Linked DNA regions of Homo sapiens: region 1 is linked to region 2. A link is a loop called in an ENCODE intact Hi-C map of the cell type or tissue named here. Cell type or tissue: PC-3. All regions are shown on one strand. Links, peaks and the distances in the headings refer to the core of each region. The heading gives the core; the rest is flanking DNA. Region 1 has its middle 110 kb from the start of PLG. Region 2 overlaps PLG (plasminogen).

Evidence for each region. A loop is a pair of places that touch in the nucleus more often than their neighbours do. Peaks named below come from ENCODE experiments on the same cell type or tissue, not always from the same donor. Only the 100,000 strongest peaks of a DNase experiment are listed, where the experiment ranks them.
Region 1: a loop joins it to region 2, with 4 times the contacts of the local background. A loop is called at or near these places in 2 of 110 quality-filtered maps.

The regions. Positions count from the first base shown.
Region 1 is chr6:160,805,778-160,814,118 of GRCh38, reverse strand. It overlaps the pseudogene LOC107986665. Among named protein-coding and RNA genes, the nearest start is that of PLG, 110 kb to the right of the region's middle. RefSeq lists an enhancer at 3,693-3,862. In PC-3, for the core only: no CTCF peak of the experiment used is centred there; a DNase peak (open chromatin) is centred at 3,728; H3K4me3 peaks cover 1,933 bases; H3K27ac peaks cover 5,658 bases.
Region 2 is chr6:160,746,574-160,754,914 of GRCh38, reverse strand. PLG (plasminogen) reads right to left here. Exons shown (of 19, transcript NM_000301.5): 18 at 2,655-2,800; 19 at 818-2,015. The coding sequence ends at 1,854. Among named protein-coding and RNA genes, the nearest start is that of PLG, 48 kb to the right of the region's middle. In PC-3, for the core only: CTCF peaks have their summits at 4,347 and 4,546 (motif pointing left); no DNase peak of the experiment used is centred there; H3K27ac peaks cover 464 bases.

The DNA.
Region 1 (8,341 bases), core at 118-8,117, 59 kb before region 2:
AGCATTCACAGAGTTATATTGAGAGTGATCTTTCTGAAATACAAGAAAATAATATAATGTACAAAGCTCAGGACACTATTTCCAACTTTTAAAACTGTATTTCAAAGTCTAATTTCCAGTGACTAGACAGATACTTTAATTATTCCACAATAAAAACTACATACATGGTGAGTTATAAAAAGGAAATTATTTTAGTGTTAATTATAGTAAAAATACATCTGAAATATTCTGTTGAATATTAACATTTATCTTAAATTTGGCTAGTTTTACTGACAGGTACAATTTTAATAAGAGTAGTTGAATATCAAGTTAATATACTCAAAATACAAAAAAAAGTGATTGTTAATAATGTTACTTAATGAGAGATGGTATAGATAATATTGCAGATTTTCCAAGTATCACTTTATTAATGATACATATGTATATACATATATATGACAAAAAACTTAATAGGTGTTATTATTTCTATGTATCAGATGAATTAAGATCATAAAATAGCACTAGGAATTATAATTTTACATTACAGGTATGTGAAAATTACATCTCCCACAGACCAAATTAAAAAAAATGAAATCATGTAAAAATAACTTACAAATATTTATTAAACCTAAATTCATAAGAAAAACTTAGTTATAGATATTTATGATATAAATTGTACAGTATTAATTTGTTAGTATAACTTGAAACTAGCATTCTATGTGAAATGTCAGGGAACCCAAAAAGATAACTTCACCATTAATAATTTCCAGCAGCCTCTAATTAGCTAATGTATCTTGAAAGTATACGTACTACATTAAAAACTAAAGTTATAATTCATCCAACACGTCTGATACAGACATTTGTATTTGAGGACAAACACATTTCCTAGTGAGAACACTCAGTAGTTGTGCAGTGCTGGAGGTGGTGTGGATGGCAGAATGGAGGGAGGGCTGAATGAAGGGGTATTTTGTTGATTAATGAGTCATTGTTTGTCTATCGGAAGAGTGGCTAACAAAATGAAAATTAGTAACATTCTCTTAGAGATGCTGTTTAGTAGGTAGGGGAAGTCAGAATGTCAAAATAATCCATAAGTAGATTATTCTTTATGATCAACCAATCATCAAGTTTAGGTGGGAAAGAGCCAGTGTTGACTCACAGGTTTCTGATGTAGACAACAGATATGATTTGGAAGACAAGATGTTGGATTCAAGGTTGTTTATATTAACTTGAGGTGAAAAGTCGTTTGTTCTGAGCCTTTTTCTAGATGGAACATAAAGTTTCTGAAATATTTTTTATTTTGTAGTAGTGATGACCTTATGATTGTATTCTCATATCTTTCCCAACTCACTGGATTTTTAGGTTGTGCTGTATTATTCTTTAATAGAATAAAGGTTGTTTGAAGGATTTGAGTCAAAACACGAACTACTTGAATTTTCAGTGGAGGGGGAATGAAAACCAAGTGAAAGATTTTCAGGATGGGAAGCACTGTTTTGATAGTGATGTCTAGGACTGCTTTATTAAAGAAAATACGAATCAAGTGTTTTGTGTGTGTGTGTGTCTATGTGTGCCATTCAGGTGCTGGGAATACAGTGGTGAGAAATGATTCTTGCTTACATGGAGCTTACAGTAGAGTGGAGAAATAGACCTTAAACACATGCTTATGTAAATACAGTTGATCCTCCTTATTTGCAGATTCTGTGTTTGCAAATTTGCCTGAGTGCTAAAATTTATTTATAATCCCAAGATTAATACTCACTGCAGTTTTGCAATTATTCACAGGCATGTACAGAGGGGCAAAAATTTTGGTGGCTGCTGTGCACACTCCAGGCTGATGTCAAACAAGGTGACACTCTGAGTAAGCATCTTGTTTCAGCGCTGTGTAAACCAGTGTTCTTTTTGTGGCCTATTTTTTGCTACATGTTTTGCATTTTGTGCTTTTTATGGTGATTTTGTTGTTTAAAACAGCACCTAACCCTAGGGCTGAGGTCCCGTCTAGTGTTTCTAAGCACAAGAAGACCATGTTGTACCTTAGGGAGAAAATTCATATGTTGGGTAAGCTTTGTTCAGGCATGAGTTATCAGTACCAATGTGAGCTCAATGTCAATTAATCACCAGTACATATTAAATAAGGTGGTGTTATCCAGAAACACACACAAAACAAGGTTATGTATTGATCAATTGACAAAAATGTAAGCAGAGGCTCCCAGGAAACTAACCCTGTATTTCTCCTTGGAACAATTATTCAGTATTCACTAACTCAGTGTTGGTGGCAACTTCATAGACCATAACTACCTTGGATAATGAGAACTGACTATACATATAAAATTACAATTAAGGAAAGTGCTTTTCAGAATAAGCGGTTGGTATTAGGTAAGTGTATGTTTTTGTTTATGGAAAAGGAAGATATAGCATTGAGTTAGGTTGTCCGGGAACATATTCCTGAGGATATGGTGTGGTGTTAGAGTATAAAAGTAGAATAGGGTTTAATAAGATTAAAAGTGAGTGGGTGTGTCATCCTACACCTATGGAATGGACTTCTTGGTGAGAAAGCATGGTTTTTGTCAAGGACCTGAAAGAAGCCAGTGTCACTAGAGCTTAGCATTGAGGTAATCATCAAGAGAGGTCTAGATTATGCAAAACCTTATAGATCCTCAGTCTAAATACTAAAAAGCCATTGAGAGGGGCAAGTGGCGGCAATGATAAAAATAAAAATTAGTTTTTATTTTTGAAAAACATTTATCTAGCAAAGAATAACTCAGAGATGACAGCTTAGACAACTGCGATGGCAGAAAAGAGAAAGAGAGGAGATTAAACCTATATTTAAGGCCATCTAAGGAAATTAAAAGGTGTTTCTCTGACTGGACAGACAGTAGCTAAAGGTAAAATGAGGCCAGTAACTAAATTCGACAGGTTGACGCAAGGTGACAAAGTGGCAGGCTATTTTAACATGAATGAGAAGAACAAAGATAAATCACTTTTCATATTTTAATCTCATTTGGTTAAAAATCCACTTTATATTCAGAAAGTAGGAACCCATTTTTCTTTTTTCAGGAGTGAAATGAGGGTTAATCCACAGGAGAATAAACAACTGTGGCCTCATAGCATATGAGATTACTTTTCTTTCATGAATAGAATATAATTAAATGCAAGCAGTTTTAATGGAAAGAGTGAAAAACTTTTATTTTATTTGCCTAATCTGTGGAGGTAGCAAAAATTGTTGGTTTAATCCTATTTTAGGATATCATATGCATATTAGCTCTTCTTTTTGATTTTTTTCAGAAAGACAAATACCTTCTTCAATACCTTATTATTATTTTTGCTTTATGAGATTCTTGGTTATATATTATGGCTTTTAAATAAATATTAGCGTGATTCAGAACAGGTCGATTTTTTGACTCAGAGACTAATCATCTGAGAATGATTTTTGGAAAGCATGGATTTATATAGTCAGAAAGTTCTTTAAAGATTACCAAAGGCAAATCTTCCATTTTAGAGAGGAGTAAAGTGAAGCCCTAAGAGATGAAGTGACTTTGAATCATTAATTTGTAGCATTCCTTTAACAAGAACACGTACCTCCATGTTGCACAACTCCTGTAGGGCACAGCCTCTGAGCTCCTGCAAAGCTGCCCTGTGGGACTGCAGGTTCCTGCTTCTGAGACCAGGGCACTTCTACAATAGGTAGTTTTCATGAGCTACCTTATTAAGTTAAAGCACCCAACTGAGTCATCATCCTCACGAAAATCCATAATGTAATATTTGCTTTACTCTTTGTGGGATCAGGACTTAGATATATACACACTGATGATTCTCAGTATGTACACAAAGGCAGTTTTCTGAGAACTACTACATTTCTGAGCCATAAAATAAACAAGCAGAGTAAATGTAGGTGGCCGTTAATTATCTAAAGTGCTGTGAAACTTCAACAGGTTTTAAACCTCTGCTTTCAGAAATTTCTGTGTTTTAAACTTCATGCTTCAGCCGTGCTGGTGATGAGAAAAGAGGCTCTACTTTTTGTCATGGTGTGATGGATGCTGATTTCCTAGTGTGCAGAAGGTGATATTTTTCAGAGAAGAGGCAATTATTTGCATAATAGTCTTTGCCAACACTCTGCCCTCCTTTGAGATGAAGAGCTTTCTAATATTGTACTATTAATTGTTACCAGCTACTGTGTTGTGATTCGTTTTCTCTGAAAGAACATATAACAAAGACATGGAAATAATTCCTGAAACAATTCACAGGTTTGAGATGCAATAAGGAATTCAAATATCAATCCCAAAGTGGGAAGCAGAATTTTAGACTTTGTCAACTGAAAAAATAAGTGATTCATGGGGGGAGGGGGGTTATTTTAGAAAAAAAATGAAAGCAAGAGAAAGGAAGAAAGTATACTATTTTCTTCACTTTTACAGATGACACAGTTGGATATCAGTAACACCAGTTTTGTTTTTGCTTTGCTTCAGAAATCTTCAATATCAACACTTAAAAAAAGCCTAAAAGTCAACTTGAGAGGAGCTATTTAAATAGAGCTGACAAGCATTATAATGGGCTGCGGAGTCCAGAAGCAAGTCAGATTTCATGTGAAGTTTATAGCTTTTCTTTGCTGGTTGAATTTTCAAATCACATGCTATGTTTATAACAGCCTTCAAACTGCTGTATTCCAGGTTCCTTCAGCTCTTCTACTTCAGATCGTCTATGCTTGTCCCTGAAACTTAGTTCTCATGTGTGGTTGGAGTATTTGGTCATCTCTGTGGTATTATTTGAAAAAATTGGAAAAATAGATGAAATTTTGATATATCCCAATTAAACTTGGAGTTTATATGCCATAAGATTTACTCTTAGAGAGTGTATTTAAATTAAAAGCATTTTCTACATATCCCATAGAAGTACTCCCAAGAGGGAAGTATCTTAACCATGGATAATCACTAATGCCTAAATATTCACTAATTTATCAACTACCCTTTAAACAGACATTCAGTGACAAAAGAAACTAAATTACCCAGAAATCACCTCTTTACCTCTAATTTATCCATCTTAATGGCAATAATGCTGCCATGTCTTTTTGTCTCTGTTCCTTCTACACTATAATTGTAGGTATTTTTTTCCAAATTAATGTATCATAATGTGTTTTCAAATAACATAAATCTTGTCTTCAGCAGTGAATATAATTAAGTAGAATTACTTTCCATAAGCTGATATCACTGAATGTAAGGGCAATGACAAAATATTTTCTATGTTGTACTAACCATGTCTGGATCTTATAATAAACTTTTCTGTGGATACTCCGTGGTACCCCAAGTAAGTGAAAAAGGGACTTTTGATCCTATTTAGCCTATAACTTTCCACAGGCAGAGACTCTGCAGATTACTGAATTAACTCACTTACACTTTAATATTACAATTTTAATATTTTAATATTTAAAATTTTAATAAAGTATTGGATGCACATGGCTAAAAGATCAAATAGTAGAGAAAGGCATATCTGTTAGTAATGTTTACAAATATGAGTAACACAAAACCAACTAACTGCCAGAGGTTTAAACCATGGAGATGTTCTTTTATTTTCTTCTCATATGGAGGACTCAAGGCAGATAAATATGAGGTTGGACTGGTGACTCTAAACAGCCATCAGGCCCAGATTCTCTTTCTGCTGTGACATGTCCATCATGTCATCACTTGTCATCAAAGATACGATGGACATGTCATCATGTCCATCACTTTTTGTTAAAAGTGACCTTTAATGCCTGCAGCTAAAATTCCTAGGTCATGTAGGGTCAGCTATTCTTTCCGTGGATTCTATATTGTGGAATTAAAAAAACTATGTCTTTATCCAACCAAGAAAGGAAATGAAATAGTTTTGGGATATAAGAAGAGTTTGAGAAAGGAAGGAAGCATAATTTATGCGCTAAATTTCTCTCAAACACCTTGTTGACAAAAAGAGTCAAACTCTGTGAAATATTTGAAAATATTTATCCTGAGCCGAAGATAAGTGTCCATGGCCCGTGATATACCCTCAGGCGGTCTGGACAACTTGTGCCCAAGGTGGTTTGGCTACCATTTGGTTTTATATATTTTAGGGAGACATGAGACATCAATCAAATACACTTAAGCTATACATTGGTTCAGTCCAGAAAAGCGGGACAACTTGAAGTAGGCATTCCAGGTTATAGTTAAATTTAAAAATTTTCTGACTGGCAATTGGTTGAAAAACTTATCAGAAATAGAAAGGAATATCTGGGTTATGATAAGATATTTGGGGACACCAAAGTTTTACCCTGCAGATGAAGCCTCCGGGAAGCTGGCTTCAGAGAGAATAGAATGCAAATGTTTCTTATCAGAATTAAAGGCTGTGTTTATGTCAAATGCTGTTCTGCTATTCCTGAATTACAAAAGGGAAGATGGCATACTGAGGCATGTCCCGCTCCCCGCTTCCTGTCATGGCCTGAACCAGTCTTTCACATTAAATCTGGAGGGCCCTGGTCCAGGATGAGTCCATTTAGAAGGTTGAAGGACAAGTGGGAGGACTTCAAATTTTATTTTTGGTTTACAACCTCCAGACCAACAATTCCCCCTTCCCATTATAAAATAAGATCCATCCACAATCTGATTCATCCATAAATTATTTTGATTTTGCCTTCTTCTCTATTAAGTAACAAAAATGATATTTTTAAAACAAATATTGTAACCACCCAAGGGGTTCTTCTTGCCCACTGTATGTAAAATGAAGACCATGGCACTGCAGTAGGAAAGAGTTTAATAAACATAAGGCTGGTCAAGCCATGTCGGAGATGGAGCTAGTACTCAAATCATCTCTTCCAAATCTCTTAGGTTAGGTGTTTTTCAAACTCAGTTTGGGGAAAGGGGTGGGGGTGGCTAGGCTTGCTACTGATTGGTTAGGGCAGAGATGAAATCATAGTGGGTCAAAGCTGTCCTTCTGTGGGCTGAATCGCTTCTAGGTGGGGCCATGAGATCAGAGTTGGTGGGTCCAGGTGGAGCCATGGGTGTGAGACAAGCAAAAAACCTGAAAGACATCTCAAAAGGCCAATCTACAATCGTGTCTTGTCTGCAGGAATAACTGGGGAAGTTGCATATCTTATAGCCTCTGGAATAATGGCTGACAATCTTTCCTGCCTGTGCCTTAGCAGGACTCAGGTTCCTCTCCTATCCCCAGCCTGATGGCCTCCTATTTGCTTTAAAAAAGCTGGTGAGTTTTGGGCAAAGCCTATTTGTCATTTAAACTATAGCCTAACTGTCTTCCAAAGTTAGCTCAGCCCAGTAGCCCAGGATTAATTAAGGGAAAGGCAAGATGTGGGGTGCCTATGTGGGGTTAGCTCAAATCTCATTCACGGTCATAATTTTCTCAGTGACATAATTTTTGCAATGGCAGTTTTAATAAGGACATGCCTGAAGCATAGTAAGAGCCACATTCCTTGCAAAGTCTAGCTCATCCTGGTGTGTCTTATAATAGGACTGCTATTAATATTACACTGACTGCTTTCTCTCGGCTCCACCTTGCTCAGCCACAGCCTTCCTCACTTGGACACTCGGGACATGCCCAGGGTCTTCGGTTTGCTTTTTCTTCAGACTATCTTGTTCTTCCCCGTTGGTATTTCAATTGCTATTTTCTCACTTCCTTCAGGCCATTATTCAAATGCTGCTTCTCAGGCCTTGCCTGGCTACCGTTTCTACAATTGCCACATCCCAAACTCTGCACATTCCATCCCTCTTCTTCCCTTGATTTATTAGCCAATATACTGAATTCTCCATACTTAAATGTTTTGTCACCTAGAATAGTTTTTTTTTTTTTTTGAGGGATTGGATTTTTGTCTCTGCATTCAGTGTGGTAACTCTGGTACCAAAGACAGTTTCTGGCACTTAGGAAATATTGCATCAATTTCTTCAATGAATGAACATAACCTGAAGGATGGAGGGGTTGGGAAAACTGAACTTTGTTTCAGGATCTCAGCGACCTAGGTGAAGGTGGCAGAGCAGCCAAGATCTGTTGCTATTTGTTCTATATGTGGTTTCCTGGTTTCTTGTTTTCTATCTGGGACTGACTATTGATGTTTCATATTTTTTTCTTTCCACTGTTGAATATTATGTGTGTTTAGGGGAGGCTTAGATTTATTTTGGATAAAAAAATAGCCAGGATTATTTGCTATGGAGCCACTGTCTCACAGGCTGAATTATGTGGGCCAGAGAGAAAAGGGAGCTGGCTTTGCTGTCCTTCATCTTTCCTATTTCCCTACCCAGCTTCTGTCACCATCTACTCAAAATAGATGCTAATCTGAGCAATGTCAGAGCTTCCTCCATGAAACTCAATGAAATGATTTTAATAATGAGATCAATGGCAGGCTTCAGAAGAGAAG
Region 2 (8,341 bases), core at 94-8,093:
ACAGGTTCCTGGGCCACAGAATGTGAGCATTCGTGTCCTCTGCTCACCTTGGTCTCCGCACGCCTTTGCAACATGAACAGGTCAGAAGTCTCTCCCATCTACCTTCTCTGTAGCATCTGGGGTTCCAGGCATGGTTTATGCCCCATTCCAGCAATAAGAACCAATCTGTTGTACAATCTGAGGTCTTGGTTCTGTTATTCATAAAATGATGCTGTGGTCCTGAGATTATTCGGGACATTTTTGGCTCTCCTTTAGTGGACACCTAGAGCCACAGATTTTCTTCTTTACTAAACAAATCCCATGGATTATGATTTCTGGGTCTTAGGATTTTAAAAATGAAGAGATATTTTTCATATATTTGTTAAGTTCAGTTCTGATGGTGCCCGTGGCCAAGAGTTAGAAACATGGACAGTTCCCATTCAGTCTTGGCACTTTGAGTTGTCTTGGGGAAAAGCTTACATTTTAATTTAAAAGAAAGGTCAATTATATCCATGCTTAACAGGATCAGCAGGAGCTTTATAAATGGCTTTACAGCGACTAATAAGGGCTTTGATCTTTCTTTTTTGTTATCGAGGCTTTTGAAATGTGGAACGTGTGTGTTCTGCTATGTATATTATATTCAATATCTTTTCAGATGCAGTCTATATTTTATGCTGAGCTTTTTAAATGAAATACTTTATGTGGACAGGCAAAACTGGTACCAAAGGGAATCCTTCAAAATGGGGAACAACATTTGTGTAAGGAGAACAGGTGACAACATATACGAAGTGTGTGCTAATTGTAAAATGAGAAACTTCATCCTTAAAGCACATCAGAATTGAATACAAATAATCTATTTGTCAATGAAATAAACACAGCTCTTTGAGGATTTGAGACTACATTCACCCTTTATTCACAGTCACTTGCAGTTTTGCTTTTCTCTGCATTTCTCTGCTGTAAGATGACTGTTGCATTGTTAAATTGTATTTTGAATGGATATTTTTGTTTGGTAACAATATTTTAAATGGTAAAACGTGTGCCTTTGTCCTTTCTCTTCCTTCTAAACATGTATCTCTCCCACAGGTCATTCTCCTGTGACCGTGTGTACTGCAGACTGTTTCAAAACCGGGCAGGCAATTAGCAATGGGAAATAAGTGGTCCACCTTCAATATTTGCTTGTTGTTCATTTACATGCTCTTGGCACCAATCCTAGACTCACGTGTGCCCCAGAATAACATTCAGACTCTCAGTTGGTCTTGTGTTACACATCCATGGACCGGTTCACTCCATCATATACAGCTCTCTGCTCCGTGTCCCCTGGGCTCAAGTCAAGCAGTCGGTGACAGATTTCATTCCCAATAACAGAATCGGTTTGCATGACTCCCCATACATGTTGCAGCTTTGAAAACATTCATCTCAGTGTCAGGAATAAAGACAGTAAAAATGCATGTCAAGCCCTCGTTAGCTGATGAGGTAAATGCGTGGACAACTTCTTGGCTCTCCCCTCTGTGACCTTGCAGCCTGCTCAGTCCTTTGTGCAGCTGTTCCTTATCAAAAGCAGCTAAATCCCCCCATCTGCCCATTTAAAAATTGGTGGGGTGAACAAAGAGCATGAAAATGTTGAAGACCAAAACCAAAATTTACTCAAATCAAAGTTAAGTACAGAGTTTATTTTTAACAAATGTCATAGCTATGTCACCTTACTACAGAATCCAGCAGTCAGAAAATAACACAAAAAATGCCGAGGTTTGGCGTAGCTGGTAGCTGGGGACAGTGTCTTCGTTTGATTACTGCCAGTTATTTCCAGCATGCTAAATCCCTACCCACGTTCCAGCCTCTAGGTGAGTCAGTGCGTCACTCTGTCTCCCGTCCAATTAATTATTTCTCATCACTCCCTCAATCCAAGTAACAAACCTTGAAACACGAACATAGACACCAGGCTTATTGGGGCGTGCACAGCCAAGACCCCAAGAAGTGACTCCTTGTAAAATGTATTTGTCCTTCTCGAAGCAAACCAGAGGACCTCCACTGTCACCCTATACAGAGGGAGAGAAAAATGCATGTGAGGGTTAGGCTGCCTGCCTTTTATTATGGGATGCCATCCTTCTACTATCCATATATACATTTTCCCAGTAATTGAAATCAGAAAGGAACTTATGAGCATATTACTCAAGCATCTGCAGTGCTTAAGTACTTAGCAAAATCTGTTTAGCGAAACCACACCACTTAGTTTTTCCGGGGGGTAGAAAAGATCTTTTGTGAATCCTGCACACATCCCTTCCTATGTTGGTGTTTCCTTTAGACTGGGCTAGCCTGGGCATCAGTGTAAAGTGTGTGCAGTTGGTCTCTGTCCTGTATCCTCTACCTCCTTCCCTACCGGAAAAGTCACCACTTTAGTCCCTGGCCACCAGCACACCCCAGGAGGGTGAGTGGCCTGAGGTAGTTATGGCACTTAAAACTCGCTTGCTACTGATTTGGAACTCAAGCCCCAAGACATCCCCTTAGATGATCTGAATACGCATTCAGGGACAGATCTAGGAAGTTTCTAAACAACACTTAGACTGGGGTCTTCGGTTGAAAATCCTTGAATTTGCCACCTGGGGAATGAAGTCTGAGGGGCTGAGACTGAGACAAGAGAGCACAAGACTAACTTTGGTCTCTTGATCTTTGCTTACCTGGCAACTGTCAGTGCCTCCGGCCAAATGCCCAGCACAGAGTTCGGTGGATTGGACTCTTCCATTCAGAAACTCATAGCGATTGCACACTTTATTCTCAATCACAGGGAGCTGGGCTTCCTTGAGAAGGCCAGCTCCAAAAGTACCTGTGTTTAAAAAGATGAAAGAAATGGCAACTGCACCCAAAACACATTCAGGAGGATATTCCAGAACAGAGCAGCGGCACTGGACCTCCTGTCTGTGAGGCTGCAGAACACGAGGCAGCTCCCAATGCCGCTGGAGTCTCTGACCCTGCAGAGTGTAAACATCATATATGATTCTGTGTTCCTGAGCCCTGGAATTAACAATCTGGGCTTTGTCGTGTTGGTTTGGGGTTGGTTGTTGTTTCTTTACTTTTTGCTTTTAAAACTATAAAGAATAATGTTTAAAATGTAGAGTCTGAAAAATGCAATTGCTATTTTTATATACTCTTTTTTCAGATGTTTTAATATGCTTCTTTTACTAATTACATCATAACACAAAATTTCACATCTTGATTTTTTCACTCATCATTGTGTCATGAGTTTTGTATAATGCTATGATCTTCATAACTAATATGTTAAGGGGAGCTACTGCTTAATGAACATGAGGTTTCCTTTGGGAATGAGGAAAATGTTCTGGAAATATGATGATGGTTGCACATGATTGTGAATGTACTAAATGCCACTCAGTGGTACCTTCCAAAATGGTTAAAATAGTAAACCTTATGTTTTGTATATTTTATTGCAATAAAAAAGAATAGTCATCATTTACCAAGAATTAACCTTTCCAGACACAAGCTTATAATGCGATGTATCTCACTTAATCCTCGCAATAGTCCTGTGAAACAGGCACTTTTATCATTTCTGTTCTACTGTTAAGGAAACTGAGGCGTAAGGAGGTTGTGTAGTTCAGCCTGAGCCTGGGTCTGTGGAGTCACTGCCCAAATGCTTCCTCCCCATGCGTGTTGGCCCCACTCTTGCTTCCAGCTTTCCACATCTTTGTTCATAAAGTTCATTCTTATTCCTTAACATTTTCTGAGTCTAAGTTCCCATAAATTACATAGACATATTTCTGTCTCCCAATAACGTTGCCAAATTATTTTCTAAAAGGGTGTGACAGTGTACCGTGCCACTAGAAAACAATCACTTCACCTCACTTGTATGAGTCTTCAATTTTTAAAATATTAGCTAATCTAATAGGTTGAAATTGTCCTGATTCATTTTCTAATTTACACTTCTTTGACAATTAGGGAGAGTGAACATTCTAGTTGTATTTCTGCCTTTGTGAAAAACTGCTTTATTTTCTTTGCCAAATTGAAATAGAATGTCTGCAAAATTGCCAGAGAAAATGCCGTTTTTCCAGATAGACATGCCCAGGGATGTCTCAGTGTCGTCACAAATAATCTAGTTTTCCAATTTTGCAAGCCCAGGTTTCATTAAAATTTTGCAAAACTCTTTGCTTTGCGAGCATGACACAGGTAAGAACCGAGGCACTCTCTCTTTCCCCAAAGCCTTCGACTGCATTTAGATCATTGTCTCGGGTTCAGAAAACCGACACTGAATCTGGAGTTTACATGAGCAGCATGGAAGAGGCTCATCCCAGCGCCTGGCTCCAGAGCCCAGCTCAGCCCTATCTGGGCAGAGCTGCAGGGAGGAAGCTCCTCTTGACTACCAAGCATTGGGCAGTGGGTGCATCACCTGGACTGTGTAGTTGTGTGAGGGAGCACCCTTCTCAAAATGTTTTGCTGAAAATTAAGTTAGGTGTCACTGCTCTGGGATCTGCTCTCTGAGCAAGGCAAACACGCTGATAAGGGGGAAAACCCACCATGAGTTGCTGGGAAATTGATGCAATCTGTGAGTAGGTGCTGCCTTCCAGTGGTAGATGTAGAGATGGCACCTCTGAGGGCAGAAAGGCCACAGGTGACCTGAGGATTGAAGCCCTCCCCGATGGGGCGTTGGGGAGAGGGCAACAGGGAAAGTCCAGCAGCAGGATCAGCTCAGTGATTGCAGATGATGGCTGACCTGGAAAAACCCCTTGGCCTCAACACCTCCAAACTCTGCGTTTGGAATATCCAAGTCAGGGAACATCTGGAAACATGAAGGGAAGAGCAGGAGAATTTCAACTTCCCTCTGAGAAGCAGAGAACACCCATTGCTTCAATGTCATTATTGACATGTAGAAAATTGAGGAGCAGGCCTGAGTTATGTTTTGTGACTCATCCTGGTGGTTGGCGGTGGGACTGAAGAAACAGTGAGTGGGCTCTGGGCTCAAGGTCCAGCTACAAACTGGTTATGTGATGTCTATTGTTAATGATAGTGATGGTGGTGGTGGTGGTGGCAGTGGTGGAATGGTGGTGATGATGAGGGTTGTGATAAGGGTGGTAGTGATGGTGGTGGTAATGATAATTGTGCTGGTAGTGAAATGATGGTGACGGTGATGGTGGTGGGTAGTAATGATCATGGAGGTGGTGGCGGTGGTGATGGTGATGGTACTGGTGGTGGTAATGATAATGCTAATGGTGGTGGTAATCATAATTACTATCATGTTGATAGTGGTGATGATGGTTATGGTGATGATGGTGGTGATGGTGGTGGTAGTGGTGGTGGTGATGATGGTGGTGGTGATAATGGTAGTGATGATAATGGTGATGGTGGTGGAATGGTGGTGATGATGGTTGATAATGATGGTGATGGTGGTGATGATGGTGATGGTGATGTTGATGGCAGTAATGATGGGGGTGGTGGTGGTGGTGGTGGTGATGATAGTGATGGTAATGTTAATGGTGATGGTGGTGGAATGATGAGAGTGATGGTGTTGGTAGTGGTAGTGATGATGATGGTGGTGGTGATAGTGATGATGGTGATGTTGAGGGTGACAATGGTGGTGGTGGTAATGATAATTGTGATGGTGGTGGTGGTGATGATGTTGGTGGGGATGATGATGGTAGTTGTGGTTGCAATGTGGATGGTGATGATGATAATGATGATCATGAGGCATAATCTTAATCCTCACAATGACCTTATATGTTGGTACAGGTGAGAAAGCTGAGGCTAAAAGAGATTAACTAACTGCTCAATCTCACAAGGAAGATGGGAGAGCCAGAACTCACACACAGATCTTTATGATTTTAGCTTCGTGCTTTCATCAGTTGAGGAATTGTAGAGGATCTGTTTGCTTTTTGGCTGCCCAGCAGCCTATCACACTATATCCTATAATCCTGTTGAGGGAACTACACTTTGCCCCCATCTTGGTATGAGTGTGGTCCTGCGTCCACCTCCAGCATGGAACAGCTGATGCAGGTTGGAGTTAATCAGTGACGGGTTTAGGGGCAGGCTGGTGACACAAGTTCGACCTCTCAGAGCTGGAAGACTATTGTTTGTGTAATGGGGAGAGTGGCCTTCCTTATTTCTTTTCCTGGCAGAGCCAGAGCCACCACAGCATCTGCAGCCACGAGAATGTCACATTTGTGCCCAAGAATAATGGACAGGGTCTGGGGCCATGATGTGAGCCTGCAGAATTTTCAGTTCACTAATGATTTCTCTTTTTTGCTTAATCCAACTTAAGTTGCATTTTCTGTCACTTGCAAGAAAGAGTCATGTTAGATACAACTCTATTCCATATTATTATCAGGAGCTGCCATGATGGACTTCTTAGCATGTGCTTGGTGCTTGGTGCACTTTCTTATTGTTTCTCCCCCAATAGCCCTGCAGCCCACATTTCAGCTGAGGAAACAATCAACAAGAGTTCACAACCCACCCACCCTTCCTCCCTCCCTCCCTCCCTCCCTCCCTCCCTCCCTTCTTTCTTTCGTTCTCTTTCTTTCCCTTTCTTTCTTTCTTCCTTTCTTTCTTTCTTTCTTTCTTTCTTTCTTTCTTTCTTTCTTTCTTTCTCTTTCTTTTCTTCCTTCTTTCCTTCTTTCCTTCTTTCTTTCTTTCTCACATAGAGTCTCACTCTGTCACCCAGGCTGGAGTGCAGTGGCACAATCTTGGCTCACTGCAACCTCCACCTCCCAGGTTGAAGCGATTCTCCTGCCTCAGCCTCCTGAGTAGCTGGGATTACAGGGGTGTGCTACCACACCCGGCTAATTTTTGTATTTTTAGTAGAGACGGGGTTTCACCGTGTTGGTCAGGCTCGTCTCAAGCTCCTGACCTCGTGGTCTGCCTGCCTCGGCCTCCCAAAGTGCTGGGATTACAGGCGTGAGCCACTGCACCCAGCCAGAGAGTTTATGACTTTTCTAAGTCCTGACAGCCAGTAAATGGGAGCCAGGGTTCTAATTCAGGTTAGTCTGTACCATCCCACACATTCTCTGAGCCTCAGGCTCCTCATTTGTAAACTAGGAACAATAATATGTAATTCATAGAGGTTTGCAGCATTTAAATTTTTAAAAATGCAAAACACTGGGAGCAGCCTGGCACACCCATAGGTGTTCCTCCTTTGCCAAGGTTCCTTTTACTTGGCCTCAATGCTCCCAGACCCAGCAGTGCAGAAAGGGAGATCAAGAAATCAAGGAGGTAAAGTTTTTAAATAGTAGGAAAAGCACAGGAAAAGGAAAGCCACTTTGAAATCATCTAGACCATTCGTTTTTAAATGTTTGATTAAACCAAGAAAACAAAAACAAACCTTTCTTCAAATGAAAACTTATGCAAAGGCTGATGTGAAAAACACCACTTGAAAATGCTGGGTTTTTGAATGAGGGGTTAGAGCTGAGTGGTACAAAGAGGTAACGTGCCTAGTCCAGGTCTATCTAGCTAGTGGCAAAGTCAGAACACACTTCCAGGGCTTCAGACTCCTAATGCCCTCCTAGCACCTCTGAGAAACTGCAGCAGGGATCCTAAGACAGTCTTAGTGTTTCAATGGCCAAGGGGACTAGGCTGATGGATATAATTATTGTCAGGGCATACTGCAAAGAGAAGAAAGAATCCCTAAAATGTATTACAGGTGCTGATACCATATCCTGCACAAGTGTTCCCTCTCTTGTTCTCATCCACACCCATCAACCAATACCAAATGCCATCCTAGACCTGGGGCCATGGGACCTGTCCGCCTCTCCCCCAGTTGTAGGTCCCCTGTTTAACACCATCCCACTTACATTAGACATGTGGGTATTTGGGAAGAAGACTAGTCTAATTATAACTTTTGTTGTTATTGTTTTACATTGTGTTAAGAAAGCCAGTCTGGCTAATTTCACATGAAAAATAATCTAACACTCTTAACTTGAGGGCTGGGTGAAAACCCCACTTACCCAGGGAAGCATACTCAGGAATGCTGAAATTATGGATTAAGAGACTCAAAGACCTTTACTGTTTTTTTGCTTGTTTTAGGTGTAGGGAAATATACAAATAAAAAATGGATCACACCCCAAAGCTTCAACACCAAAAATACCTTGCTAACATACCACACTATGAAACCAAAGACAAGAAATCAACTACAAATAAAGACCCTGCACAAGGCTTTGGCCCTGTAAAAACATCCAAAGAACAAGTCTATTGGCTGTATTCAACCTACACTGCAGTTAAAGGAACATAAAGGCCGGAGTGCCATATGTCCTCCAAACAACCACACTAGTTCTCTAACAAGGGTTCTTAACAAGGCTGAGCTGGCTGAAATGATAGAACTGGAATTCAGACTATGGATAGGAATGAAGATCATCAAGATCCAGGAGGATGG